Linked DNA regions of Mus musculus: regions 2, 3, 4, 5, 6 and 7 are each linked to region 1. Evidence: chromatin loops called from intact Hi-C (ENCODE). Cell type or tissue: heart. All regions are shown on one strand.

Region 1 (4,000 bases):
AACAATGAACCCGGCAAGCAACAGGTTCTAATCAAGAGTTACCTAATCCTACAACCACTGCAGGGAAAGCAAACCCTTTCTTTCTCTTTTGGCAGTTGTGGCCTCCAGTCCAAGGATTCATAACAACTGAAGCCCGTGTCTAGCGAGGGCTGTAAGATGCCATAGATGGAGCTCTGGTGGGGAATCAGACCACATCAACTTCTGACTCTGCTATCTTGTAGGAATTTCCTTACCTCTGGTTCCGCTGCTGCAGCTTCAAAATAGCAACAGTATGTGGTAAGACACTGACTGCAGTGCAAATAGAATTAGGGGTGTGATACCTGAACTGAAGACTCAATAGGAGCAAGGGCAAAGTGAAGGGCAAAGGCTTTGACAGTCACTAGCTTGCCCTGTCATTTTCTGCCTGGTAAGCTTTGAGAACATTATTATAAGCATTCATTTAAATTTTGATTTTTTTTTTAAAAAAATAAGGTCTTACGTAGGCCAGGCTGACATAGAAATCCTGATCTCCCTGCCTCTGCTTCCTAAGTGCTGGAATTACATGCATGCCTTAGGATGCTTGGCTATCGTCTTAGGGTTTTACTGCTGCGAACAGACACCACGACCAAGGCAACTCTTATAAGGACAACATTTAACTGGGGCTGGCTTACAGGCTCAGAGGTTCAGTCCATTATCATCAAGGCAAGAACATGGCAGCATCCAGGGAGGCATGGTGCAGTAGGAGCTAAGAGTTCTACATCTTCATCCGAAGGCTGCTAGCAGAAGACTGGCTTCCAGACAGCTAGGACTAGGGTATTAAAGCCCATACCCACAGTGACACACCTACTCCAACAAGGCCACATCTCCAAATAGTGCCACTCCCTGGGTCAAGCATATATAAGCCCTCCCAGCTATGGAGTCCATTCTGTCTGGGATGGTAAAACACTCACTTTAAAGCATTACTCTGAGAGAAAACCGTGGTGACAGGTGAGTGCAGGTGGTGGCTAGGAAGTGGACACCGTAGGGAGGCTGCTTCCGTTCCCCATGTTGTAGTCCAGCCTGAAGGACACAAGTCCTGTTCCAGGACTCTAACCTCCCTTCAAATCTCTCTCAATTCCAAACCTGGTCCTGCCAATGAACTCTCAGAATCCAAATCTGCAGTAACAGGGTGTGCTGACATCTTAGCTGTCCAATCCCTGCATCTGGTCATGGCAGAGCCTAGAGGGAGCTGGGGTCATGTGCTAATCTCCTCCATTGATATCTTGTTCTGCTTCTTCCCTGTGTGTGCGAGATATATTTTATTTAAAGTTACAAGTAACTCCTGCTCGCCACATCGCCGATCTGTCGCAGATCTGACAGGGCGGCTGCACAGCCTGCTAGCAGTCGGAGAGCATGGGAACAGGATGGGAGGAGACCGTGTTATCACTCTCAGCCAGCTTCCTTAGCCTCCCCAGGATTTTGCAATCCTCCAAAGATATCTTGGCTTCCTTCTCAAATCTCTGAGTGGACGCTCCTACACTTCCTCCTGGAGCGAAGAGAGAAAAAAAACATGCAGCTTTGCAGGTCATCGACTCTTTCAAGGCTGACAGAGAAATTTTAAGAAAGTAGTAAGTTGTAGCTTTCTTTTGCGGGGAGGGGCTGGGTTTCGAGACAGGGTTTCTCTGTATAGCCCTGGCTGACCTGGAACTCACTCTGTAGACCAGGCTGGCCTCGAACTCAGAAATCCACCTGCCTCTGCCTCCCAAGTGCTGGGATTAAAGGCGTGTGCCACCACTGCCTAGCTAAGGTGTTGCTTTCTTTCATCAGACAATCTGTCTATCTTCTAGTGGAGACCTGGCTTCCGATGAGAATACAGAAATTCATTTCTGGGGGCTGTGACTAACTAAAAAAAAAAAAATCCATTCCTCATACTGCACCTCACATGCATTGCACGAATGCCTGAGGAGTCACTTCTGTTCCCCCAGGAAGGGAGCACAAGCATTTGTACAGCTGTGGGTTTGAGGATCACAAGTCTGATTCAGCAGTGCTCCCTTGTGGTCGTATTTGGTAACTATCGAAGGCTCATAGATGGGAAGGAATTGAAATTTCATAGCAGGAAACCCTTAGGAATATGCTTTTCTCTTTTAAATACACAATAAGATAACATCACCTCCACTTTAAACAAGTATGTTTTGTTGCATAGAACTAATTTAAAAATTTCAAACATGTCTACTTTTTAAAAGCAACCCAGCTGAACAAACAAGCGTTATTTTTCTGTATTTTTGGCTGTAGAAATCATTGGAATTTTCCAGTTGAGCTTCCATTTAGGTTATAAGACCCTAGGAAGTGGAGCCCAGTTAGGCACTTTCTTAAAGAAGATTTTGTCATGCAATTGATTAACTTACTGAATAACTATTTGATGAATGCAAAGCGATCCCATATTCCTTAATGGGTATTCCATTTTGATATCACTTTCTATACTATGAGTGCTTGTAAAAAGAACTAGTCACACTAACTACAAATAGGTCAGAGACCCCCATCTTCTCCATCAGACATTCTGGAAAACTGAGAGTTACCCTGTAGGAACGAACACCTGCTATACCTGCAACGTAAACATTTGGTGTTTCATGCTAGTGTGATACTACTTTTTTTTTTTTTTTTACCTTTGTTACCTAAAATGGACATACCAGGATTGTTAATATCAATGTTCATAAAAATAATGTGTTGAAACTATGCTGACAAGTAGGGTCCCCTCATTTAAACACAGTTCTTTTAAAATTAGGCAACAACATAGCATCATTGCTGAGACTCAGTCGCCAAGCAACAGTCTGCAAGAGGAATCCAGTTTAATATTTTCACATCAAGTTGTGTTTTATTAGGAAACCTCCCGGATACTAGGTGAAATAAGAATCACATTCAAGGGATGGAGAGACAGCTCAGCCATTAAGAGCATTCGCTGCTCTTGCAGAAGGCCTGGGTTCTGTTCCTAGTCCCTATATAGTAGCTCACAACCCAGTTCCAGAGGACCCCCCCTCCTGGCCTCTGTGGGTACTGCACTCGTGGTGCAAAATACATACAAGTAGGTAAACACTCATACACATAAGATAAAAGTTAAAATATTTTTAAAAGATCACATTCACAATTACAGCAAAACTTCTGGTTTTACATAATCAGGGCAAACCCAGTTGAACGAACTCTGGTTAAGAACATGCCATTTTTTCCCCAAGAGGCCTGTATAATGGAAAAGAGTGTGGGCAGGCTTTCTTGAACTCAAGCCCTTCCTACATGTTATTTTCTGAGCCTCAGTTTCTTTTCTGCAGACGGAACTGCTGTGAGGATTAGACAACGAATGTTTCGCGTTTAGCACAGTACATGGAAGAAGCGTACTGACAAACAGTGTTGTCTATAACTACGCCACACCCTTCAGGTGAGAGGACTTTAATCAGCATGCGCCAACCACTGCCGCTGCGGCAGGAGCTGTTGATTGTGAATTGATAGAAACTCTAAAACATTTAAGTCCAGGATTTAGATTTTTCTCCTTGTTTCATTCCGGTCTTGCCCTGTAAGCTGAGTGGGGACCTTGTACAATTTTAAACCTTTTTACAGTGAGTGCACTTTTCAGGAATAATTAGAGGCGTCTCTCTCATTGGGTTCTACGGAGGTTTAAGGGTCCTCTGCATGCAAAGTGTTTAGAGTGGCAGGGAGTGAGACCTAGGTAAATACATACTGCTGGTAGTTAAAGTTGGAATTCACCCAGAGTCTAGGAAATAATTCAGCTCACTTACATCTGTTAGCTACATCTGTTACTTGTGTTACGTCACTTTCCATATAAACGAGGAGAACACCCCCTCCCCACTCTCTCTCTTTCTTCTTTCCCCTTCCACTTGCCCTGCCACTCCTTTTCTTCTCTCCCTTACAATAAACCTCTCTCACGTGGAACCGCCTTGGCCTGGTGTTCTGTTCGGGTATATCCACTATATATTATTATTAATACATCAGGTATTAGGACTTCTTTGAAGGTCTGATAGAATTCTGCACTAAA
Region 2 (4,000 bases), 310 kb before region 1:
GTTGTTATTGTTTTTGGGTTTTTTTGTTTTGTTTTGTTTTTTTCATCAGGTGAGAACACAGTAAGAAGGACAAGGTCTTGGAGGCAGACACCAGATGCCACCAGCTGTCATTTCCTAGAGCCTTCATCTTGGTCTCTCCTGTCTCCGGAGCTGTGAGCATAAATGTCTATTATTTATACACAACTCAGTATAAGAATTTGTATTTTTTTGTCCTAAGACATTTACAACAATAGAAAGAAAAAAACCCAGAGAAATGGATAAGTGTGTGTGTGCGCGCGCGCGTGTGTGTGTCTGTGTGTGCATGCATGCACATGCCTGTGTGTGACCCCATTAAGAGAATATTTTGGTGAGAAATTCTAAGAAAGCATATGGTGGATGAGATGGGAATGATGGCTTAGGAAAAATATAGATTTGACCAGGGTCAGCTGGACTAGTTGCAGGACAAACTCGAGTGAATTCACAAGGGAGTGTCTTGGATAGTAAGCAGGAGTCTGGGCTAGCACTGAAGTGCTTGTCTTGAGCAAGAACAATAGAAGACTTGGCTAGTACTTAGTGTAATAAGGAGGACAGAGGTCCCAAAATACTTAGTGCTTTGCACCTAGCTTTACCAGGAAGCTGAGATGAGTTGTCCCAGCAAAAAAGAGCTTCAGGATAGAGAAGAAAATCTTTGGGGGATGGGGTTGGAGGGGAGAGCAGCTCACATTGTCCTTTATTCTATATTATAAAGTCCAAATCTTTGTCTTTTGTTGTGTTTGTTTTGAAGTCAACTTCTTGATAACAAAACTGTCCTTGCATCGAAAGACATCTAATTTCATCTGTGATGAAATTAGTAAAAAATCACCACTCAAAAACTCACTATGTTTATCTGAAGGATATTCATAAGTTATGATCTGACTTAATGGCCAGCTCTAAGCCTGGTTAAGTAAACTATGGGCATGCATGCAATCAAATGTTTCAGAGCCATTAAAATCATGTTTATCATGAGTTTCTCAAGGCCTAGGAAAATGTTTATGCTGTAATGCTGTGTGTAAAAGGCTGGATGGCGCATTGCTCATGACTATACAGAAACAACCTGGAAAACAATCTATTGCAATATTAATATGATGATTGCCTCTGTAAAAATTGTCTTTTATTTACTCAGCTTTCCAGATTGCAGGTATGTTTTCATATTGGCCATCTTTCTGTTTTCTCGGTATTCTTTTGTCATTGGAAGGACCCAATAGTCTATCTTGGAAGAACTTGTACCTTACTCCCCTCCCCCTCCAGAACAGGGGATTGAACTCACGAGTATGTGAAGCAAACCACCTACCACTAAGCTACACTCACACAGCTGCAAATTATTTTGATTTTGAGACAGGCTCTAGGTAAGCTGTCCAGACAGGCCTTGAATTTGTGATTCTTCTCTCTGCCTTAGCTGGGATTGCAGGTGCACAACATCACACCCAGATGGACCTGACTGTCTTTAGTCTGGATTCAAAGTGGGTTTTTTTTTGTCTCAAAAAAACAATAATATCTTCAAAGACAAATGGTATTGTGTCACATGTGTCTTTTCTAGATGAAAAGACAAAACAAAAACTGAAACAACCCTTGCCCCAAAAACTAGACTTCCTGTTCCTTCTCCTGACTGAGTCCTAAGAGAATAGACCTGTTTCATAAAGCCAAGCTGGCAAGAGACTTCAGGGTGCAGAGAATCAGTCAGAAGAATCACACATTTTCATTCTCCATGGAAGCCAAGTGGCTGCAGGAAGAGGCTGAAGTTAGAACTGGGCGTGGGAGAGGACTGTTTACTCTCTCCTGCCTCAGATTTCCGGTACTGCTTGTATCCTTCAAGATTCTTCTGTGCCTTTATCTCTGTCAGTGTGCCTTCCCTGAACCCTGGGTAATTGTTCCCTCCCTGCTTCCTCAACACCCCATACAGCGCTCCCTCGCTAGACTTATATGACCTCATCTCTCAGCCAGCCTGGAAGAGAGACCATTTTTTTTTTTTATTTATGGTACTTTTCATAACACCCAGAGAAAAAAAAATCCCCTGGCAGATAGTAGGTGCTGAATAAATGTTTGTTACATGAACCAAATAATTCCCCTAAAGCGTGAGAGAAATTGTATTAATTTCCCAGGCTGCCATAACAAAGTAGCACAAACTGATAGTTTAGCAAAAAATTTATTCTCTTATAATTCTTGAGTCTAGGAGTCCAAAAGTAAGATGTTGGTGAGGTTGGGTCCTTGTGGTGGGGCCTGATGAAAGGGCTCTCCTGTGCATATCTCAGCCTCTTGGCTGCTGGCAATCCTGGGGATTCTTTGGCTTGAAGCTGAACATCTGTCCTGCATTTCTATCTTCATATGGCATTTTCCCAGGGATGTGCCTTTTGCACCCCCTTCCTGGGTGCAAACTTGTAAGGACATCAGCCATATTGGATTTAGGGCTCACCTTAACCTAGCCTGACCTTATCTTAACCCAATGATATCAGCCAACATCCTGTTTACAAATTAGTTTCATTAACAGAATCAAGATTAGGCTTTTCGTGTATCTTTAAGGAGAACATAATCCAACACAGAATAGAAACTCTTGCTGCAGTTGAAAGCCTATATGTAGTATTGTACAGATACCACGGGAAGTGGTGATACCCAGCTGATGTGCTAGCATAACGCCGTCGCAGGACAGAGAGGCCACTGGCTTGAGCAGAGGATTGTGTGTGTGACCAGAGTGCTCATGGTGGTCTGTTTTGCACCTGGTCCCAGTTGCACACCATCACGAATTCTGGTGTTCAGTGGAGCCAATAAGAGAAAAGCCAAAGTTTTGAACTATAGAAGAAAGATAAGGCACAACAGTGACAACAATTTAGTATCTGTGAGAAATACAAATATGTAATTGTCCTAATTATGCATTTTGATTTCTGACAAAACCCAATAAAAACACTGATTCTACCAGATTAATTTCATATATAACATATGAGTCAGTAGATAGAAGAGTAAGAAGGGATATTGCTGTTTTTCTTTGAAACTAGAATTTTAAAATGCTTAATTTATACATAAAATCTGTTTCTGCACATGCATGTGCGTGTGTGTGTGTGTTTGTGTTGGTGTGTGTGTCTTTGTAAGTAGAATGTGAACCACAGAGTATCCAAAGTGTGATAGTCAGAGGACAACTTCTGTGAATAGGTTCTTTCCTTCTACCATGTGGGTCCAAGGAATAGAGCTCAGGTCATCAATCTTGTGGCAGGTGCCTTTGTCTGCTGAGTCATCTCTCAAATCAGAAATGCTTCATTTCCTATATATTGATGATATGTAGCAATTTACTTCTAGAAAAAAAATCTCATCATGGAAGAAATGTACTTAAGACATAGGATGCCTGTCCTAAGGGAGGTGAAACATTCATCAGTAGGGATCTCTGACGTTTGGGACAAGAACAACTCAAAAGCCCCAGAAAGTTCCTGAAACTGATCAGATTAACTAGGTCCCTCCTTCTCTAAGCATATATGAGCAGTAAGACTGCTAAGAGATATTTTCAGGTATATGACTATAATAGCCAAGAGAGATCAGCCAAGAAGCAGAGACCAGCCAAACTACCTGAAAAAGTCAGACGCTGACTGAGCTGCCTGGAAGTTGTGCAGAAACGTACAGTTCCCAGCTTTTGTGAGTTGTCACTTGTGCTGGCATGGGCTTTTGATGGTGCAGCTATCTTTGAGTCATTTCTGCTCCTGTAAATAATTCCTTACCCAAACTTCTGAAAGTAAGCCTAACAAAACCTATTGGTTCAAGTTGAATTGATGATATCTGTACTTTGGTCCATTGTCCATTCCATATTTGCGATGAGTTTGTTTACATCTCTCCAGAATTAGGGTCACACAACACTTGAGAAGGGTAATTAGTAATAACAAACTTGGAAATCTCTTCTGTAAATGAATGCCCCAAGTTAGACTAGTTGCCATAAGCTATTACTTCAAGAGAGTCACTTTTCCTGACGTCTCAAATGAACAACTCATTGCTGAGCTGGAGAAGG
Region 3 (4,000 bases), 560 kb before region 1:
ACAAAAATCCTAGCAGAGACAACATGAAACAAACTATATCTCTTTTGTGTGAGCTGGAGGAAGAACTCAGGTCACCATCGCTACACCACCAGACCTTCAGCATCGTTCCCACACTGAGTCAGTCTCGAATGCCCCAAACTGGCCTTCAACATCTCATTCCCAGTGCATGATGTTAGAGAACCATATTATCAGCGGAACCTCAGCTCCAGCGCCTCTCACAGTTCTTACCAAAGGCACTCATGTACCCAGGGACCATAACCTCAGGTTTAGGCTGCAGCGATGACAGATTATTCAAGAGATGAAATGAGGATTAAAATCTGTCACAAAGCCTATAATATAACTCATTAGAAATAAATACTGGTTGCCTTTGTACCTAAGGCTTCCATATCTATAGTTTGTAGACAACCAATTGCAGATTGAAATTATTATTATTATTATTATTATTATTATTATTATATGAATATTATTTTTGAGACAGGGTTTCTCTGTGTAGCCCTGGCTGTCCTGGAACTTGCTCTGTAGACCAGGCTGGTCGCAAACTCACAGAGATCCTCCAGCCTCTGCCTCTTGAACTCTAGGGTTAAAAGTGTGTGCCACTACTGTGTGAGTGAAATTATTTAAAAAACCAAGTCTATACTAAGCACACTCTGACTTTTGTTGTTTGCTATTATTACCTAGCCAATGAGGGAAAACAGGCATCTGTATAACGGTTACATGGCATTATGCATTTTAATTAATCTAGAAGTGGTCTAACCTATAGAATATGTGTGCAGTTCATTTTATATAAGATATTTGAGCATACTTGCATTTTTGATATGAGAATGAGGAGCCTGTAGCCAATCTCCTGTGGATTCTGAGGGATGACTGCAAAAAGAGCCACAGTAGATTTAAAAATGATGTTCTTGGTGTCTTGTAATGACAGACATAAGAGAGGGGGAAAAAGTAGGAGATTTTAACTGTTGCTTGGAATCAAACTGATAGTACAATTGCAAAATACAAACTCTAGGTTTTGGAAAAATAGTTTTATAACATTTAAAACGAGCAAACTCACTGCCCCCAACCATCCAGCCAGATTTTAAATGCATGTATAAACACACACACACACACACACACACACACACACACACACACACACACACACAGAATATCAGAATATCTTGCGTATTATATAGATGCAACACCTGTCGATTAAAAATCTTTGGTTTATAGAAAAGGGTAGAATAGAAGGTGGAACATCTAGGGGGCAGAAATAATCCTGGGATAAAATCAGGCATGGGAGATTTGCACAAGAAGATGTGAGGAGCCTGGTGTGTGGTATTTGAGCACAGGTAACCAGCTGCATGGCAGAATGTAGGTTAAAATAAATGGGTTAAGTTATGATTCTAGTCAGAGAAGAGCCCAGCCATATGGCCAAGGTATTTGTAAATATATTTTAAGTCTGAGCCTTATTTTAGGGAGCATGGGGCTGGGAGGAAGAACCAGGTAAACACACACACACGCACACACACAAACACACACACACACAGAGTACAAATTACTGTTTAGAAGGAATATACAATATTAAAATCATGAGTAATACGTGAGATTGTGAGATTGGTATTATTCTTGGTATTAATCTGCATGATTTTCACCTAATTCAGGTGATACTGAGCCTCTCTCTTTACATCTCTCAAACTCTCCCCCTGCAGTCTCCCACCACAGGGCTCACAAAAAGGCTTGCTATGTAGCCCAAGCTGGTCTTGAATCGTCAATTCTCCTGTCTCCCAGCCTTTTTAGTATTGGGATTACAGATGTGTACCACTATGCCTGGTTTTATTAACCACCTCTATATTTATTATTTATACAAGTTCCTGTACACATTCTTTTCTCTTCAACACTGGATAGTTATCTTTCTCTCAGCCCCCTTTTAGGCAGCAGCTCATGTTATTCACTCTAATTTCAATCTCCTGTGATAAAGTAATTTTCCTGCCTCATCCTGCCTTGTTGCTGGGATCCCCAGTGTGGGCCCCATGCCTGGCTTTTGTCTTGTTGGTTTGTAAGACTTCCTTATTGTTCACATCTTACAAATATGAACTCTTTGCCACACCCAACTTTCCCCCCAGATTTTCATTTTAACTATTGTGCTATCTCTAAGTATATAGAAGCCTACATATTGTATTTTCCCTTAAAAATGGGGACATTGAGAGGCTGCAGACATGGCTCAGTGGTTAAGAGCACTGGCTGTTCTTCAGAGGACCTGGTTTTAATTCCCAGGACCCACATGACAGCTCATAACTGTCTGTAACTTCAGTTCCAGGGGATCTAACACCCTTGTACAAATATATATGCAGACCAAATACCAATGCACATCTAGTAAAAATAAATAAATCATTAGAAACTTCATTGAAATTCCAATGTTAGGGCTAGAGTGCTGACTCAGCAGTTAAGAACACTGTCTGCTCTTCTAGATGTCCTGAGTTAGATTCCCAGCAACCACAAGGTGGCTCACAACCATCTGTAATGGGATCTGATGCACTCTTCTGGCCTGCAGACATACATGCAGATAGAGCACACACACACACACACACACACACACACACACACAAATAAATCTTTAAAAAAAGAGAAAGAAATCCCAGTGCGATATACTCATGCTTCTTTTTATAATTATAAAACTTTAAAAATTTAAAGTTATGTGGTATTTGTTCTTGTATTATAATCTAACTTATTTTTTTTCAGGCTTTCATGTAATAATTCTAGCATTTTTATTTCCCCCTGACTTGTGGTGGTACTGGTTGCTAGTGATGTGGTTCAGATGGTAGAATGCTTGTCCAGTATGCATGTGGCCCTGGGCTCAGCCCCTACTACTGCACAAACTGGGTGTGATGGCCTATGCCTGTAATTCCAGCATCTTTATGTTTTCAAGGGTTGTTTCCTGGCCTTTTACTCTACTATTCTCAGAACCTTACGTCTTTCCCTCCTATTTCTGACCCCTCTTTTATTTTTATTAATAATCTCCATACATGTTGACAAGTCCCAAAAAATGTGTTAGGATTGTTGTCTCGTGGCACTTTGCTGTAGTGGAATATGGAGTTAAGTTTGGGATTCATATTTTAAGGATGTTTGACAAGAGGAAAAACTGAGAGATAGGGCTTGAATTTATTGCAATGTTCTGTGTTATTCATCCACAGCACATTGAATTGGAGCTTGCTTGCATTTACAGAGTTTAAGTCCATTGTCACTGTGGTGGGAAGCATGGTGGTATGCAGGCAGGAAGATAGACATGGTGCTGAAGAAGAAGCTGAGAGTTCCACAACCAAATCCCAAGACAGCAGAAAGAGATTCCGGGTCTCTCTTGGGCTTTTGAAACCTCAATGCCCACCTCAGTGACATCCTCCAACAAGGCCACACCTACTTCAACAAGGCTACACCTCCTAATCCCAGTCAAGTAGTGCCACACCCTACAAGCAAGTGTTCAAATATTTGAACCTATGAGGGTCACTCCTAGTCAAACCACCACACTCTGTAAACACGCAAAGGCTCTTTTGTTGAATGGGTCTAGCCTTCCCTCCTCTTATAAGAGGTTACATAATGTGTGATCAGTAGGCATTACTAGTGTCTACACTCGAAGGATGGCATTTATAGAGCTAAAATATTGGAAGTTTGACAACATGGCATAACGGAAAAGAAAAACATTTTTAAAAGGTCAAACCAATATGTAAGTCCTAAGTCCACAATCTCTAAATATATTTTTGTGTTCCCTTGGTTTTTCTGTCTATAAATGGAAACTATAAAGCCACCTTGGCAATATTAATGGGAATTGACTCTTGTGAAATACTAACTGAAATCTGACATAGAGTACTTGATTATTTTTAATATTACTATTACTTATCCTTTTTTGTAAGATATTTCTGTGAAGGTGGAAATGATATTATGAACAAGGTTTTCTGAAAAGGACTGTACCTTTCATTGAAACTCCTGCAAGATTGGATAAGAATGTCAGTGACGTGGAGGGACCTGA
Region 4 (4,000 bases), 690 kb before region 1:
CTTCTGCCTTTCTCACATCACCTTATTAAGCTAGAGTTAATGACGTTATGCACTTCAACATTTTACAGCTTAATATTGTCACTTCTTTTGGTGTATATATTTTATAGCCCTTGTTTTAAAAATGTAGTAAAGTAACCCTTTTGTTTATCTTTTTGACCCTCTGATCAGTGGATAAATATTTAGTTGTTGGCCACCTTTGAGCTATTCTGACAGTGCTGCTGTGGATAGTTGTATCAAAATGTTTTGAGAGCATGCTTTTAAATCCTTTTGGGTATATAGTATAAATGCAAGTTCTGCATCATATTTCATGTTTAACTTATTAGGCATTGACAAGGAAATGTCAGCATGTTTTCCAGTTTCACACATTCTAACTGATAGTTGTCGTTTTCCAATTTTTCAAATAGCCCGTCCGTTGTGTATATAAAGCATGATCATATAATTTTGTTTTTCACCATTCTAATAACCAACAATGTTGAGTGCTGTTTTGTGTACTTGTTGGCCATTTGTATGCCTTTGAAGAGTGTTGGCTTGTTTCCTTTGCCTAGTTCCCACATTGAATGATGGACTTTTCACTGAAGTTGTGTGTGTCAGAATGTATGTATTCTCAGTGACTCTTCAGGTGATTTGCAAATATGTAGATGATTTTTCACTTTCCTGATTGTGACCTTTGTTCTTCAGAAGTTATAATTTTAATAAACCTAGTTTTTTTTCCTTGCATGCTTTTTATAATGTATTAGGAAAGCATACCCAAGTCCAAGGTCATAAAACTTTACCTTTTCTTCTAAGAGTTTTATCATCTTAACTTTGATATTTTGGATTTTGATCCATTTGTAGTTATTTTATTACGTATTTTCCTCAATTACATTTCCAATGCTAGCCCAAAAGTCCCCCATGCCCTCCCCCCACTCCCCTACCCATCCATTCCCACATTTGTAGTTATTTTTATTTGTAGTAAAACTTTTTAATATTATGGTTATAAAATTGCATTTAACATGAAAGAATAAAGTAATCAAGCCAGAAGTCTGAAAGCTAGTGTTCAAATCTTATTTCTCTACCATTAAGCCTCATGGCATCTTGGGTAATTTAAATTCTCTTAGGTTCATATATGTTGCAGTCAAACGTACTCATTTTAGTTTTCATGACAGTTGTCCAGATGATAAACATAAACATTTACATTTGTTTCGAAAGTAGCTGCTAGCATATAGAGTAGTAGGTTTCCGTTTGCACACATTTGCCATCCGCTGCTCTTACTCAGCCCCCATCCCGCTGCTCTCCTTCAGGTTTACCCAAGTCTGCTTTTTTGTAGTGCTGGAAATCACACCCAGGGCCTTGTGCAAACTAGCCAGTTGTTATATCTTGATCATTTTCTAAATTGTATTGAACAATTGTGAAGCACTTTATACTTGTTTATACGCTGTAAACAATTAATTTTTATAATTTCAAATAATTTTACTTGTTTCATTGTGAATTTTATAGGAAACAGAATCGAATTCACTGGAAACTAGCTAATGTTGAAAATTATTCCCGCATGAGACTTAAACTGGTACCAAATTATAATTTCAAAACCCACGAGGAAGCTAGTGCCTTAAGAGATAATTTAGGTGAGTTACAGTAGCTTCCTGTTTTTATGAACAGATGTTGACAGGCTGCTTACTGTTGTTTACTGTTTTAGATGTTTACTTAAGAACAAAGGGGTATAGTACTTTAAAGTGTATGTGTAAATTGGTACATGAATTCAGTGTTGTTAATTTTGGCCTAAATCTAAGATGAGTGTGTGTTTTCATTGAATGTAACTTTCCAAAGAAAGCTAGTATTTTTACTGTATTTCGTTTATGTTTTGTTGAGAAATAATATCCTTTCCTTTGACTATTAAATTAGCCTACTTCCCCATCCTTTAATTTATGACTCTTTTATAACCTGCCTCCCCCCTTTTTAATGTATATGAATATACTGTTATTGTCTTTAGACACACCAGAAGACAGTATTGGATCCCATTACAGAGGTTGTGAGCCACCATGTGGTTGCTGGGAGTAGAACACGGAACCTCTGAAAGTGCTCATCTCTCCAGCCCAACCTGCTTTTAAAGAGCCCTAATTTTTAATGTCTTAGATGTGCCTTGTAAAAGAATACTTTGCAAATATTTACCCAAGTAGTATTTCAAAATGGATTTTAAAGGGGTTTCTATAACTTTGTAAGAAGCTCTTCATTATTGGCTGTCATTTGTTCTCTTTTGAAGAAAAGTCTGAAATATGCAGAAGTATTTCCTGTGATGTGTCCATGGCACCTACATGTTTGCCAAGTCATAATTATTGTCACTGTAGCTGCTTCTGTACCACTTGTATCTCATGATAGGTCTATAGATTAAACAAGGGCCAAATTTTAGACTTTTTTTCCGTTTAACATATTGACCATTCCTACAAAGCTGAAGAAAGCCAGTATATCATTTAGGATTCTGTGTTCTAAAGTAAATCAGATAATTATGATTTTTTCTCTTAATGAAAAATAATATTTTGTCTTTGACACAAACACTAACTTAATGTATCTTACATAGCAGCTTACAGTCATATATATAAGCCTCTCTGCCTTGTCAGTTTTCTGGCACTTGCACACTTCCTTTTCAAAATGTAACTGTCCTCATTACCTAGCAGACATCCCCCTCCAGTGCATCACTTTAGTTTGGTAGTAGTTTCAATGATGCTATTTCCCTACTATTTTCCAAGAAATCCTTCTCTGGGAAATTCCCACTCCTGTTTCCTTACCCTCTCCTACTCTGCAGATGAGTTTATATCCTTTCTTCTTACCTCAGCCGTCTTAAATTCAAGAAAACCACTGTCCTTTTTTCACCTCAGCTTTACTCATTGCATATTTTAAGAAGTGTTCCAGTTCAGTGGTGACAGTAAAACTGGACAGATGGGAGAAATGGTGCTCGATGGTAGTGAAAACTAGGAGCAAGCAGTGGCTCATCCTACAGTGCTTTCTGCTGGGTGTACTTCACAATTCAGTGCAGAGTTATTTTGCTTACTTCTTAAGATAGTTTGATATTCTGCCAATTCATGATATTCTTTAGTAAGAAAATAGTTGCTTGTTTTGTTTCAAGTACACTTTGCAAATAACTCATTGCAAATATACAGAACAGGGTTATGTCATAGACTTTTCTGTAAAATGCTTGTATGTAATATTTTAATGAAAAGCCCATTAAGAACTCAAGACACCGAGTTTGTGATGGATAAGAAAATCTAGATTCCTATCTGTAATCACAGTACCTGTGAAGTAGGGGCAGAGGGGCAGAATGCCAGGGTTGTTGTTTGCTATGTAAAGTTTCTCAGGCTCAGGCTACCTTGAGAGACAAAATAAATGGATTCTTTTGATTGAGGAGCTTAGTGCACTGCTGCATGGCTTTAATCCCAGCTAACTAAGCAGTTAAGAAGGAGGTATCTGGAGTTCAGCCCAGCCCAGGCAACATAGTAAAACCCTGACTTGGAAAAAATTTTAAAATATATCTTTTATTATTTCTTTTATTTTTGAGATTATAATATCATTACATCATTTACCCCTTCCCTTTTCTCTCTCCAAATTCTCCCATGAACCTATCCTTGCTCTATTTCAAATTCAGTCTTTTTTTGTTACGTGCATATGTGTATATATTATATATCCCACCACACACCCCAAATCCATTTAGCATGTCTGTTGTTGTTATTGTCCTTGTTCAACTCATATTTACACAGTCTAACCATGTGGTTAGACTTTATGGGTGTATCTTCTGATGTTCCCAGGAGATATAGTCTCATGGTAAGCTTGCTCTTACAGTCTTTCAGCCCTCTTTTCCAAGACTGTCCCTGAACCTTAGGTTTGGGAATTGTTTTATAGATGGATCCAGTCGGACTCAGCTCCACAACTCTGCATTTTGGTTATTGATGTTTTTCTGTAATGGTCTCCATCTATTACAAAGAGAGGTTTTCTTGATGAGGAGTGAGGGCTACACTTACCTATGGGTATAAAG
Region 5 (4,000 bases), 800 kb before region 1:
GGCCAGGTCCTTACCTGGGATCCCCAGAAAGTAGCCACGAATTATGTAGTCCCATGCTTATAAAGGTAAAAGCCATAAGCCACCTCCTTCCCACGTTCATCCACTCAGGGGCAAGCATCCACCCTGACTGACTTCTTGCCTCTGTGCCTCCCGAATATTAAAGATCAAGCACATCCTGTGCCCTTGGGGCAACCAACCCTGGTTACAGACGTGAGAGCATCTGGCTTGCTATCTTACATGAACAACAGCCCCCAGCATTGTAGGACGTTAACTGCTCTTGAGAAGGTGAGGTTTACGGGTTTATCTGTGCTTGGGCAAGTGGGGCTTACAAGTTAGAGGCATCTTTGGTTTTTGGTTTTTGGTTTTTGGTTTTGGTTTTCGAGGCAGGGTTTCTCTGTGTAGCCTTGGCTGTCCTGGAACTCACTCTGTAGACCAGGCTGGCCTCAAACTCAGAAATCTGCCTGCCTCTGCCTCCCAAGTCCTGGGATTAAAAGCATTTGCCACCACTGCCCAGCATTTTATGGATCTCTTAAACACAGTAATTACAATTTAAAACATAACCTTAGCCCCAAATGAAACTACTGAACCAGACTGTTCCATAGCAGATAGAATAATTTGTTGGGACCAAACTGCCAAGGCCATTTCCGGTGGGTGGAGAGTTGGGGGCTGGGCAGAAAGAGCAGAATAGTGGCAAAGCAAGTAGATTTTATGACAGTTAGCAGGGTGGGGCTCTGACTGGATTTGGGCTGTCCAGATTGACTTGGGAACTAGTGCTCTTGCCTAAGGTAGTTGACCCTTATGAGCTGGTTAAGGAAGGTTCCTGGAGGATTAGGGAAACTTTCTATTGAACAGAAAGCACTTTAAGAGATCTGCTTTAAACCTTTGGCTTGTCACCAGCACTGCCCTCCTGGACCTGACACTTAGGTTTCCCATTCCACTCTGCAAACATATCATACCAGTTTACACGCTCATTACCTTGCATGTGACAAATCCGATCTTGTTTTCTAAACAGTACTAGCAGACTTTGTTTTATAAAAGTAGTAAGTACATAATGGTTTCCATGTATGAGTTTTCCAAGAAGACATTAAAAAAGAAAGAAAGAAAGAAAGAAAGAAAGAAAGAAAGAAAGAAAGAAAGAAAGAAAGAAAGGGAAAGGAAAGGAAAGGAAAGGAAAGGAAAGGAAAGGAAAGGAAAGGAAAGGAAAGGAAAGGAAAGGAAAGGAAAGAAAAGAAAAGAAAAGAAAAGAAAAGAAAAGAAAAGACAAGACAAGACAAGACAAGACAAGACAAGACAAGACTCTTGCCACTTGATTGGGGTGGTGGTGCTAACATACAAAACAATCCAAACAAGTCCAACTTATCAAGTCAGTTTGTTCCTTTCAGAGAGTGGCAGCTTCACTTGCTGAAGCTTCTGAGGTTGCCCTCCCTTTTCACTTACCAAGCTCTAAGGTTACTCAGCAGTGTATCAGTAAAGCTTCTCTAAAGGAACAAACAATTGAATGTGCATGTACACACACATCCACACACACACATTTATTAGAATGGTTCAAATAACCCCACGATGGCTATCTCAAGGCAAGATTCCAGTAGTAGTGATGGGTCAGCAGTCCCAATCTCATGCTAGAGACGCAGAGAAGTCCTAGAAAGCTGTTAGTCTTCAGTGTGCACTGGAATCCTGAAGAAGTGCATTCTAACATCTACTATCAGTAGAGGAATTCATAAGCTACAAAATAGATGAACTTTCCTTAAAGAGAAGGCAAGTAGGCAAAATGCAGAAGCTTTCTTTCATGTCATTTCACGTGGGCAGCCACTAGAAGGTGTGGTCCAGATTTAGGGCGAGTCTTCCCACCCCAAATGATCCAGAGTTAGGGCAGATCTTTCATCCTTAAATGATACAGTCAAAAAAATCCCTCTGAGGTCTGCTCAGCTGCTTGGGGTTTGTTTTGGTTTTGGTTTTGGTTTTTTTAATTGGTTCCAGATGTAATAAAGTTGACAACCAAGAGTAACCATCCCAGCACCCAGCAGAGGGCAGAAGCAAACCAGGCCTGAAATAGAATTGCATGTTGGGGATCACGCCATCTTCAACTTAGCAGGAAAAGAATTATTATAGTGCAACCCAATACCCTTTTCTCCCCATCCCCCCACCAGTATCTTTCTTTTCTCACCCATTCCCTCTACTTTCATGTCATGAATGATTTTATGTGCCTATATAGAATCAACAGTATCAAGAGAAAGTGGGCAATATATGTCTTCCTGGAATCTTGAGGGTTTCAGTGAAACACTGTCAGACCACAGGAAGGATGGACGGTTTCCTACTGCTGTGGTTTGAATTAGCTTCATTGTACAGAATCACAGGCTGCTGCTGGCTAACTTTATTTACCTAGAATTTGGAGGGCAACTTTTGGGGGATGTTTTTGTGTATTGTGTATCCAGATGCTGATTTCTGCACCCAAAGATCTGGTTGCAGTCATTATTATGAAGCATATCCTCACTCGGTGTTTTGTAAACCATGGTTCTCCATAACCTTCTGATTGGTTAAAGAAATAGCTGAACAGCCGATAGCTGGGCAGGAGAGGAAAAGACTTCTGGCCCAGGGAAAGTGAGAGAGGGTCTCGGGAAGGGGAACAGGGAAGTCGACATAGGGTAGGGACATAGATGAAGAAGGATGACCCAGGGCAAGACTAAGATGACAGGTAATGGGCCATGTGGCTGGGAAGGTAGGCCAGGTCAGCATAGTCTGGTTAGAATATATGAGTATCTACCTAAAGCTTTTAATAAATGTAAAGATCTCCTTGTCATTATTCAGTAGGCATAGAAAAGCCCATAGTTTTACACAACTATCCATGAACAGTTTTTATTATTATTTGCTAGAGACTGAACCCAGGGCCTTGTTTGTGCTCAACACACACTTTTACCACTGGGGTATATCCTTTGCCCCTCTTAATCTTTGTTTTTGTTTCTTTGGTTTTGGTTTTTCAACAGAGGGTTTCACTGTGTAGTCCTGGCTGTCCTGGAACTCACTCTGTAGACCAGCCTGTCCTCTCAAATTCAGACATCTGTTATCCTTTGCCTCCCTAAGTGCTGGGATTCAAGGCCTGCACCACTGCCACCAAGCCTTGTTTCATTATTTTGGGACAAGGTCATACTATCTATATAGACTTCACTGGCCTGGAGCTCAGTATGACCAGACTACCTTTGAACTCACAGAGATCTGCCTGACTCTCCTGCCTTAGTGCTGGAATTAAATGCAAAAAAACCCTCTTAATCTTAATGTAACTCAAATGACTAGTAACTTTTCCTTCTGTGGTTAGTTTGGAAAATAACTCCCATTTGCCTGTGCCAGAGAAGTAAAACATTGGCATATAATCCAGCAATTCCATTCTTTGTTGTAAGGCAAATGGACTCACATGGATGCCTGCATGGCATCTCTAATCACAGCATTATTCACAATAGCTAAGGAGGGGACATAGCCCAAGTATTCATCAACTGATGAATGGATAAACACGATATGGCATGTACTTAACATGGAATATTTTACACAGACAGAAGAAGGAATTATGGGGCTGGCAAGATGGCTCACCGGGTAAAGTCCTGAGTTCAAATCCCAGCAACCACATGTTGGCTCACAACCACCTGTAATGGGATCTGATGCCCTCTTCTGGTGCATCTGAAGATAGCTACAATGTACTTAATTATAACAATAAATAAATCTTTGGGCCAGAGTGAGCAGGGTTGACCAGAGGGAGTGGGGTTGACTGGAGTGAACGGAGGTCCTAAATTCAATTCCCAACAACCATATGAAGGCTCACAGCTACAGTGTACTCATACATAAAAAATAAATCTTTTTTTTTAAGGAGAGGGAATTACTAAGACATACAATAACATGAATGAACCTTGAAAATTACGCTGAATGAGCTAGGTACAAAATGGCAAATATTATTCCACAAAATGTGTAGCATAAGAAACTTCATAGAGTCAGGCAGTAGTGGCACATGCCTTTA
Region 6 (4,000 bases), 62 kb before region 1:
TTACAGAGACAAAGTTCAGAGCTAAGATGAAAGGATGGACTATCCAGAGACTACCCAACCTGGGGATCCATCCCATAATCAGCCACCAAACCCAGACACTATTGCATATGCCAGAAAGATTTTGCTGAAGAGACCCTGGTATAGCTGTCTCGTATGAGGCTATGCCAGTGCCTGGCAAATACAGAAGTGGATGCTCACAGCCATCTATAGGATGGAACACAGGGCCCCCAATGGAGAAGCTAGAGAAAGTACCCAAGGAGCTGAAGGGGTCTGCAACCCTATAGGTGGAACAACAATATGAACTAACCAGTACCCCCAGAGATGGCCTAGTCAGCCATCACTGGGAAGAGAGGCCCCTTGGTCTTGCAAACTTTATATGCCCTAGTACAGGGGAATGCCAGGGTCAAGAAGTGGGAGTGGGTGGGTAGGGGAGCAGGGCAGGGGGGAGGGTATAGGGAACTTTCAGGATAGCATTTGAAATTTGAAATGTATATAAAGAAAATATCTAATAAAAAAGAGTCTAAAAAAGGTTCAGGGTCTTATCAATCACAATCAGTTCTATTTGCTAAATTTAGTGCTAGAGTGACATTATCTGTGTGTTCTTTGTGTAAAAAAAATCTCACAGAGTATATTTTGGGACGTGCTGTGCTATCCGATGGCTTTTGGAATTTCATAAAAGTTCCACCCACTCGCAGTCAGTGCTCTCACACTGTTGAGGAACTATGTCAGACAGGTCCAAATTGATACTTGAGGCTTGGCATATTGAAACTTCTATATGTAAATTACCCTTCATTTAAAGTTTCTGATTTTGGCTTTCTTCCCTGGCTCCATTTGTTTCTCAGTTTTCTTCTTTACTTCTCTTCACTCAGAGCAAAAGCCTTGAGGGTTTATTATTTTTGAGTCTTGTGTTTTTGCTTCAGGAGGGGAGTAGAATCAGATTAAATAAATGCCTTTCGCTCACATTTTAGGGCTAAGAGTCTTGGTGTCTGCAGAGAGTCAGAGACCTGAGGAAGTGGCTTGTGTACTCAGGGGAAAACAGGTTCTGAGAGATGAGAAGGGGTAAAAACTGCATGTACTGAACAATATTACCATAAACTTGGTTCTAGGGAGGTGTTCAACAAATCAGGATCATCAGTTCTACTAGAACATTTAGTTTTAAACTATCATAACTTCCTGTGCCTCTTTTTTCAATAGCATGAGTCAATCCCTAATACACTCATATGTTCTAAGTTCATATTTTTCTTTCTAATACAAAGGGTGACACACAAGGGGTGTGGCTGACTCAATGGTTTTGACCTGCTCGTATTTCAAGAGTACAGGAAACAAGTGTTTCTGATACATTCTACCTGTCAGCATTTCATAACCAATGGAAGAGAAATGACCAGAATTGCAGATTTCAAAGTTTACATGTGGCAAGAACTTATTAGTGATCAGACTGCCCTTAAGTAATGTTGGGGAGGAATTACATAAGCGGTGGATTTGAACTAGTGTCAGTGGTGTGATTCCATTAGGGGAATGAAGAAACTGGGCTTTGAATGTGTTAGGCAGAACTCGAAGAGCTTGGGTTTTAGTTATGCTTTGTGGGCTAAAACCTTCGGTGGGTCCTGCTGTGACTGTGGATTTGTGATGACCCAGCTTCCTGCTCATGGAAGAAACACCCAGCCAGAGCATTTCCTCTGAATGTAATCCAGCTTAGGAAAGCTGCTAATGCAATCAGCTGCTTCTAAATAACCCTCCACAGCCCACTTCAATAATGCGGTTCATTGAACTAAAGTTTCCTACTAGCGTGGACTTCCTCCATCTCATTTAGCTACTCCACAACTGAGTAACCTTTAGAAAACTGCCCTGGGAAGACAGAGCTGAATGGTCACATGTCAGAACTTGACTCTGGCTGAAGATGGTTTATTGTGATGTGTGGTCGAGACTGTGGAAGATGACAAATAGCCAGAATCTCTTCCCCTTGCCTCAGACTGTACATCTATCAGTGGCTGTGTGTGTGTGTGTGTGTGTGTGTGTGTGTGTGTGTCTGTGCTAGGCATATACTCCACCATCAAGCCACAGTCCAGCCATCATTTTACTTTTTATATTGAGACAGTCTCACTAAAGTTTCTAGGCTAACCTTAAAAGAGGTCCTCTTCATCTAGCCTCTTGAGAAGCTTAGATTATGGGCTTGTACCACACTCCTGGTTCTGAGTCTTTGAATCTTCAGTCAACAGAGAGCACAGTTTGCTAGCACTTGTTTGGATTCAAGGATTCACTTTCTGCACATGGTGTGTGCAAAGGCACCATCACCCAGCAGAGCTTTCCCACTGCCACAGCTACGGTTCCTTACTTGGCAAAGCCACGAGGGTGCTCCTCTCTCATCAAGGTGTGACCATGATGGTCTCTGATGGACCTGAGGTGTGAAGTCATTCAATTGCTGCAGTCACAGCAGGACCTGAAATGATACAACTTAATAGATGAAATAGTGATTGTGTAACCAGGAGGCTGAAATAAGGGCTTACAGCTGAGATTAGATTGTGTAAGAAATGACATCTTTCAAACAGGCCACCCTTGTTTGCCATGTGATTCTTTATGGACAGCAAAGCATTTGGGGAGTGGTGGTGTGGGTCAAAGGCTTGTTCAGCATTAAAAAAAGAAAAAATAGATTTGGATAAACAGTGAATAAATAAATTAATTAATGAGAAAATATTTTAAAAGCTTTGGTCATATTCCATTCCAAGTTTTGTTATTACTTGAATCAAGGCAAGAAAATGTTGTGACTGGTTTGGGAAGGTTCCTCTATTGTGAAATGGAAAGCCTACTTGCTGAGTTACCTCATCCTATTTTAAAGGTAATCACATATATTCAATGTGCCATACAGGTTGGGAGGGAGTGACCTGGGAAACTTCATGGGCCAAATATTAAACTATTTACTAAGTCTTTCTGCCCCTTTCTCCTAGATAATCAAGTTATATGATCTAATGGGTAGTCCTGAACAAGTCAACGACTGTTTCGGTAAAATAACATGGGTTCCTATTTTGAAAATATCTACTGTTTCTGTGATGGTTATTGTCAATCAGACAGGATCTAGAATCACCTAGGAGAAGGGCTTCAAGCACAACCGTGAGTGTCTTAGTTAGGGTTTTACTGCTGTGAACAGACACCATGACCAAGGCAACTCTTATAAAGGAAAACATTTAATTAGGGCTGGCTTATAGGTTCAGAGGTTTAGTCTATTATTATCAAGGCAGGAGCCCTTTTGTGACTGGCGGTGAACGAGCGTGCAGTGCCATGAAGGCCTCGGGCACGCTTCGGGAGTACAAGGTGGTGGGGCGCTGCTTGCCAACCCCAAAATGCCACACACCACCACTGTACCGTATGCGAATCTTTGCACCCAACCATGTGGTGGCCAAGTCCCGCTTCTGGTACTTTGTGTCGCAGCTGAAGAAGATGAAGAAGTCACCTGGGGAGATTGTGTACTGCGGACAGGTGTTTGAGAAATCACCCCTGCGTGTGAAGAACTTTGGCATCTGGCTGCGCTATGACTCCCGCAGTGGCACACACAACATGTACCGGGAGTACAGGGACCTGACCACTGCTGGTGCAGTCACACAGTGCTAACTAGACATGGGTGCCCGACACCGTGCCCGTGCCCACTCCATCCAGATCATGAAGGTGGAAGAGATTGCAGCTGGCAAGTGCCGCCGGACAGCTGTCAAGCAGTTCCACGACTCCAAGATCAAATTCCCACTGCCCCACCGTGTGTTGCGGCGCCAGCACAAGCCACGCTTCACCACCAAGAGGCCCAACACCTTCTGCTAGACACAAAGACCCACTGAATAAAAACTTGAGACTGTCAAAAAAAAAAAAAAAAAAAAAAAAAAAAAAGCAGGAGCATGGCAGCATCCAGGCAGACATGGTGCTAGAGAAGGAGCTAAGAGTTATACATCTTGTTCTGAAAGCGAACAGGAAAAGACTGGCTCCCATGTGGTTAGGAGGAGGGTCTCATTGTCCACCC
Region 7 (4,000 bases), 99 kb before region 1:
GTTGTAGCAAAGATGGATGGTCCTGAAAATCCCACCCTGACACAGCAAATTTAGATGTGGCTGATTCAATGTGGGTGGGAACTAGACATTTGTGGAGCAGTCAATGACTGCCATCTATTGGTCAGTGTGCTTCATTGCAAATGTAAGAATAGATTGTGAGAACCTATTGTCAATTTTTATCAATTAGCGCTCTCTCTCTCTCTCTCTCTCTCTCTCTCTCTCTCTCTCTCTCTTTATCTCTCCCAGTTGGGCCAACTAAAGCTGTTTCTTACTGCTTTGTAGATGCAACCATTTTTGTGAGTATCAATAGTCATATCTTTGGAATGAAATGGGAGGGGGTGTGCATTGCACAGTGATGTCATTGCACGAGGAGACGCAGATCTTGGATCCCAGTTGTTAATGTGTTTGTAATAGCCAAGAAATTCTTCCCCTGACATTACATGACCCAGGCATCATTGAAAAGCCCAGGGAAGCTTGCAGTTTCCCACGGCTCACTGGAAAGTGGGGTAGAGGCTGGAGGGACCGCTGCTTTCTATTGTTCCGATGATATTTTTAGCATCTGCAGAGGAAGGAAAGGCACCAAACAGAGGGAAATTCAGGGAGCCTTTGAGGGGAGATGAAATGGGTTTTAAGTGAAATGAGAGTCGTAAGGGATGGAGAAGACCATCCACCCTGTATGCTCCATGTCTGCAGTTCAAGAGGGATTCATAGAAATATAAATGGGCAGAGAATAATTGAGAAAATGCTCTGTATTCTTAGCCACCAGGGAAATGCAAAATAAAGTGACACTGAGGTCCATCTCTCTCCTGTCACCAAGGAAACAACAAATGCCGACACGAAGAAAGGGTGGCAGAAGGGAGTCCTTCTTTATGCCTGATGAGACTGGAGAACGGTGCAGTGCCTGTGAAAATCAGTGTGGAGGTTCCCAGAAAGCCACACCTAAGGATACAATTACCATATGCTTTAGCTACACCACTCCAGGCTACACAATTGAGTCTAAGTCAGCATACCACCGGGATCCTTGCACGTCCATGTTTATCTATACCCTATTCTCAATGATCAAGAAGCCAGCTAAGATGTTCATTAATGATAAACATGGTGATATATATGATATGTGATATATGATATATATGATATGCATCATTTATATACAATGAAGTTTTATTCAATCATAGTGAAGAATGTTTGTTTCATTTTCAGGAAGATGTATCGATTGTACATCATGCAAGGGGAAGTGAGCCACTCAGAAGACAAATGCCTTATGGTTTCTCTCATATGGCTAATATATAATATACATTCATATATATGCATGTATATATGACACACAAAAGCAGGGAGAACTTATTTGTGAGTGCAGAAAGGAAAGTGTCAGGGCTGGAGGTAAGGGAAGGCGGTGGAAGGGGAGACTGAGCAAAATACAACGGCTTACCCATGAAAATATCGTAAGGCAGCCTATTATTTTGTACATAAAAATGAGTGAAAGAGAGGTTCATTCAGAAAGGCCACACAGGGCTGAAGGTATAGCTCATCTATTAAAGGTTAAGGCCTATAACCAAATCTTCAAAAAAGGCCACATGTTTGGGATCATATCTGTGTTCCCAATATCCAGTAAGAGGCACCTGGAAGGGCCACAGAGGTAAAGCATCAGTGCAGCGGACACCGTCTGTCTTTGGAGAGTGGGGGCTAAAGGTTACTGACAGCATCTAATTATCAACCTGAGCTAGGGACTGTTTGGGGATGTAGAATATAATGGGTAACCAGCACAGTAATAGGGGTGAGCTGCTGGGCCCTGCTATTATCCCTGAGCAGGTGAAAGCTAGCATTCTTCATGAGCTGTCTTTCCTCCTATTATCCCTGGGTAGGAGAAAGATAGCATTCTTCATGAGCTGTCTTTCCTCCAGCCCTGTAAGTGGTGACCAGAACAGTGCCTGCAGAGAGGCCTCTGTTGGAGCATAAGCCCATAAACCCAGGAAGTGGAGGAGGGGACGCTGTCCATTCACAGAGAAAATCTATTTCCCAGATTGGAGGGGAGGACTGGAAAAATTAATTAGGTCATAGTCTTTGAGAATTGTTTTTAAAACTGAGAATGAGGGACGGGAAAGATATTCCAAGAAATCGGTTGGGCTGCAGCTTAGGGCAAGTTGGAAAGATAAATTCAGGAAAGTTGGGTGTTAGGGCTGGAGCAGAATCTACAAATGGTACGTGAAGAAAGGCCTGGGACTCAGGGTCCGTGCTGTTCCAGGATTGCTCGGCACAGCGGCTGAGCTGTCGAGGGTCATGTGGCTTTGCAGTTAGCGTCAACATGGTCCTGGAAAAATGTTCACAGAGTCTTGCTGATGAATAGTGCCTCACACATCCCTTGTGAGTGCCCGGTCAGCGTTTTTAGAGGTTCGTGAGAGCAGTGCTTCTGGCCATCAGCAGGAAGCACCTGGCTTTGCAAAGCTGGGGCAGAAATAGGAGCTGGAGTTTATATGCCACATGCTGGCTTGGACATTTGTTTGCCGAGTGGTCACGTGCACTCTAGAGTGACCAAGGAAAGAGGAGGAGGATAGATCTTCACAGCTGTACCATGGTAATATGAGTTTCCCGGAGGCTGAGGTTCAGGAGTAAGAAGGCGAAAGGATATGTCCTTGTGCGGGAGGATACTCTCCTCAGTAAGAGCTGCTGAGGGGGCAGGGCTAGAGGGATGGCTTAGCCAGGAAGAGTGGTTCTTTTGCTCAGCACAGGCATCGGGCAATTCACAACCACCTTAGCATCAGCTGTGGGGAAACTGAAGCCTGTTTAAAGCCTCTGTGGGTATCTGCACTCACACACTTGGTCTCTCTCTCTCTCCCTCTCTCTCTCTCTCTCTCTGTCTCTCTCTCTCTCTCTTTCTCTCTCTCTCTCTCACACACACACACACACACACACACTTCCTTTTTTACTATTAAAAGCAAAAGAACTGTTCTGTCTTAGGTTGGGCCATTTGATTGAGTGATAGAGGATTTGCCTAGCTAATAAGGTTCTGGGTTTAGTTCCCATGGGGGAGAAGCTGCTGAAGGCATACCTCTAGCTCTGTAGCAGCTTGTGCTCTCATGTTAATTATGTTCCCCCTAAACCTGTTTTTAGTGTCCCACATGTAGGCTAAAGGAAGCTTGCCCACACCCCCAGATGGATCTGATTGGGAAATAAAGTTGCCAGTGACCAATGGCTGGGCAGGGAGACAGGAGTGGGCGAGAAAGAATCCACCATGAGAAGGACATAGGATGGACCACGCTGGGAAGGAGCAGAAGGGTGAGACAGCAGAAATGTAAGGGGAAAGCGGGCCCAAGAAAGGCTGCCCAGAAGGAAACAGGGCAGCAAAGATAAAATATAGATTTAGTAAGTATTAATTCAGGAATATCAGAGGGCAGTGTGTTAGCCACGTGGAGGTTCAGGAGTGCCCCAACCATTGAGCTGGCTAAGGCATATTAAAAATAAGCTGGTGTGTGTGTGTGTGTGTGTGTGTGTGTGTGTGTGTGTAGACCTGCTGGAAGCTTAGAGCCATTTAACAATTTACCGCTGCATAGACCTAGCTAAAAACCTTTGCATCTTGTCCTTTTTTTGACAAGAGAAAAATCTTGGGCTGACACTTAGTAACCAGTTTTGAGTGAACACATAGGATTTCTTATATCTCATGAGGAAAACCTTTTCCTGGCAGAAGAAGGTCATGCTATAAAACACTTAATCTTGCTTTATGACGTATCTTTTCTATGAGTCAACTCTGAGATGTTGACTAAAGCTGTAAAGAAGAGTTTGTCTGGTAGGAGACAGTCCATTCTCAGGCTCCCCACCGCACAGCCACATATGTGTACAGCCACGTCCCTTCTATCTGGAACCCTGTCTACTCAGAATGATCGAGGATAATGTTCTTTCCATCTCTATCATTCTGTAACTTTATGATTTAGTGACTGTGGGCAGCTATGTAAGGAAACAAATGGAGGCATCCCGTTTGTTATGAATATGAAGTGTGTGCTTATGC

The links. Peaks named below come from ENCODE experiments on the same cell type or tissue, not always from the same donor. Only the 100,000 strongest peaks of a DNase experiment are listed, where the experiment ranks them.
Region 2: it touches region 1 in a loop (2.2-fold over the local background); 2 of 42 quality-filtered maps call a loop at or near these places.
Region 3: a loop joins it to region 1, with 4 times the contacts of the local background. A loop is called at or near these places in 6 of 42 quality-filtered maps.
Region 4: a loop joins it to region 1, with 2.5 times the contacts of the local background. A loop is called at or near these places in 4 of 42 quality-filtered maps.
Region 5: it touches region 1 in a loop (4-fold over the local background); 6 of 42 quality-filtered maps call a loop at or near these places.
Region 6: a loop joins it to region 1, with 2.6 times the contacts of the local background. A loop is called at or near these places in 4 of 42 quality-filtered maps.
Region 7: a loop joins it to region 1, with 4 times the contacts of the local background. A loop is called at or near these places in 18 of 42 quality-filtered maps.

The regions. Positions count from the first base shown.
Region 1 is chr1:60,959,298-60,963,297 of GRCm38, forward strand. It overlaps a transcript of Icos not described here. Among named protein-coding and RNA genes, the nearest start is that of Icos, 17 kb to the right of the region's middle. In heart, CTCF peaks have their summits at 2,023 (motif pointing left) and 3,005; DNase peaks (open chromatin) are centred at 1,374 and 1,964; H3K27ac peaks cover 593 bases.
Region 2 is chr1:60,651,042-60,655,041 of GRCm38, forward strand. No RefSeq gene overlaps it. Among named protein-coding and RNA genes, the nearest start is that of Gm38388, 54 kb to the left of the region's middle. In heart, no CTCF peak of the experiment used is centred here; a DNase peak (open chromatin) is centred at 1,800; H3K27ac peaks cover 650 bases.
Region 3 is chr1:60,402,604-60,406,603 of GRCm38, forward strand. It overlaps a transcript of Abi2 not described here. Among named protein-coding and RNA genes, the nearest start is that of Abi2, 5.0 kb to the right of the region's middle. In heart, a CTCF peak has its summit at 2,464 (motif pointing right); no DNase peak of the experiment used is centred here.
Region 4 is chr1:60,270,657-60,274,656 of GRCm38, forward strand. Nbeal1 (neurobeachin like 1) reads left to right here. Exons shown (of 55, transcript NM_173444.2): 34 at 1,477-1,601. Among named protein-coding and RNA genes, the nearest start is that of Cyp20a1, 71 kb to the right of the region's middle. In heart, a CTCF peak has its summit at 2,031; no DNase peak of the experiment used is centred here.
Region 5 is chr1:60,156,636-60,160,635 of GRCm38, forward strand. No RefSeq gene overlaps it. Among named protein-coding and RNA genes, the nearest start is that of Nbeal1, 22 kb to the right of the region's middle. In heart, CTCF peaks have their summits at 2,023 (motif pointing right), 3,638 (motif pointing left) and 3,847; a DNase peak (open chromatin) is centred at 1,996.
Region 6 is chr1:60,897,625-60,901,624 of GRCm38, forward strand. It overlaps the pseudogene Rpl18-ps1. Among named protein-coding and RNA genes, the nearest start is that of Ctla4, 9.4 kb to the right of the region's middle. In heart, no CTCF peak of the experiment used is centred here; a DNase peak (open chromatin) is centred at 1,697.
Region 7 is chr1:60,860,720-60,864,719 of GRCm38, forward strand. It overlaps Gm38137 (a long non-coding RNA gene), which reads left to right and starts at 3,106. Exons shown (of 3, transcript XR_865466.1): 1 at 3,106-3,273. In heart, a CTCF peak has its summit at 113 (motif pointing left); DNase peaks (open chromatin) are centred at 462, 1,982, 2,442 and 3,202; H3K4me3 peaks cover 481 bases; H3K27ac peaks cover 534 bases.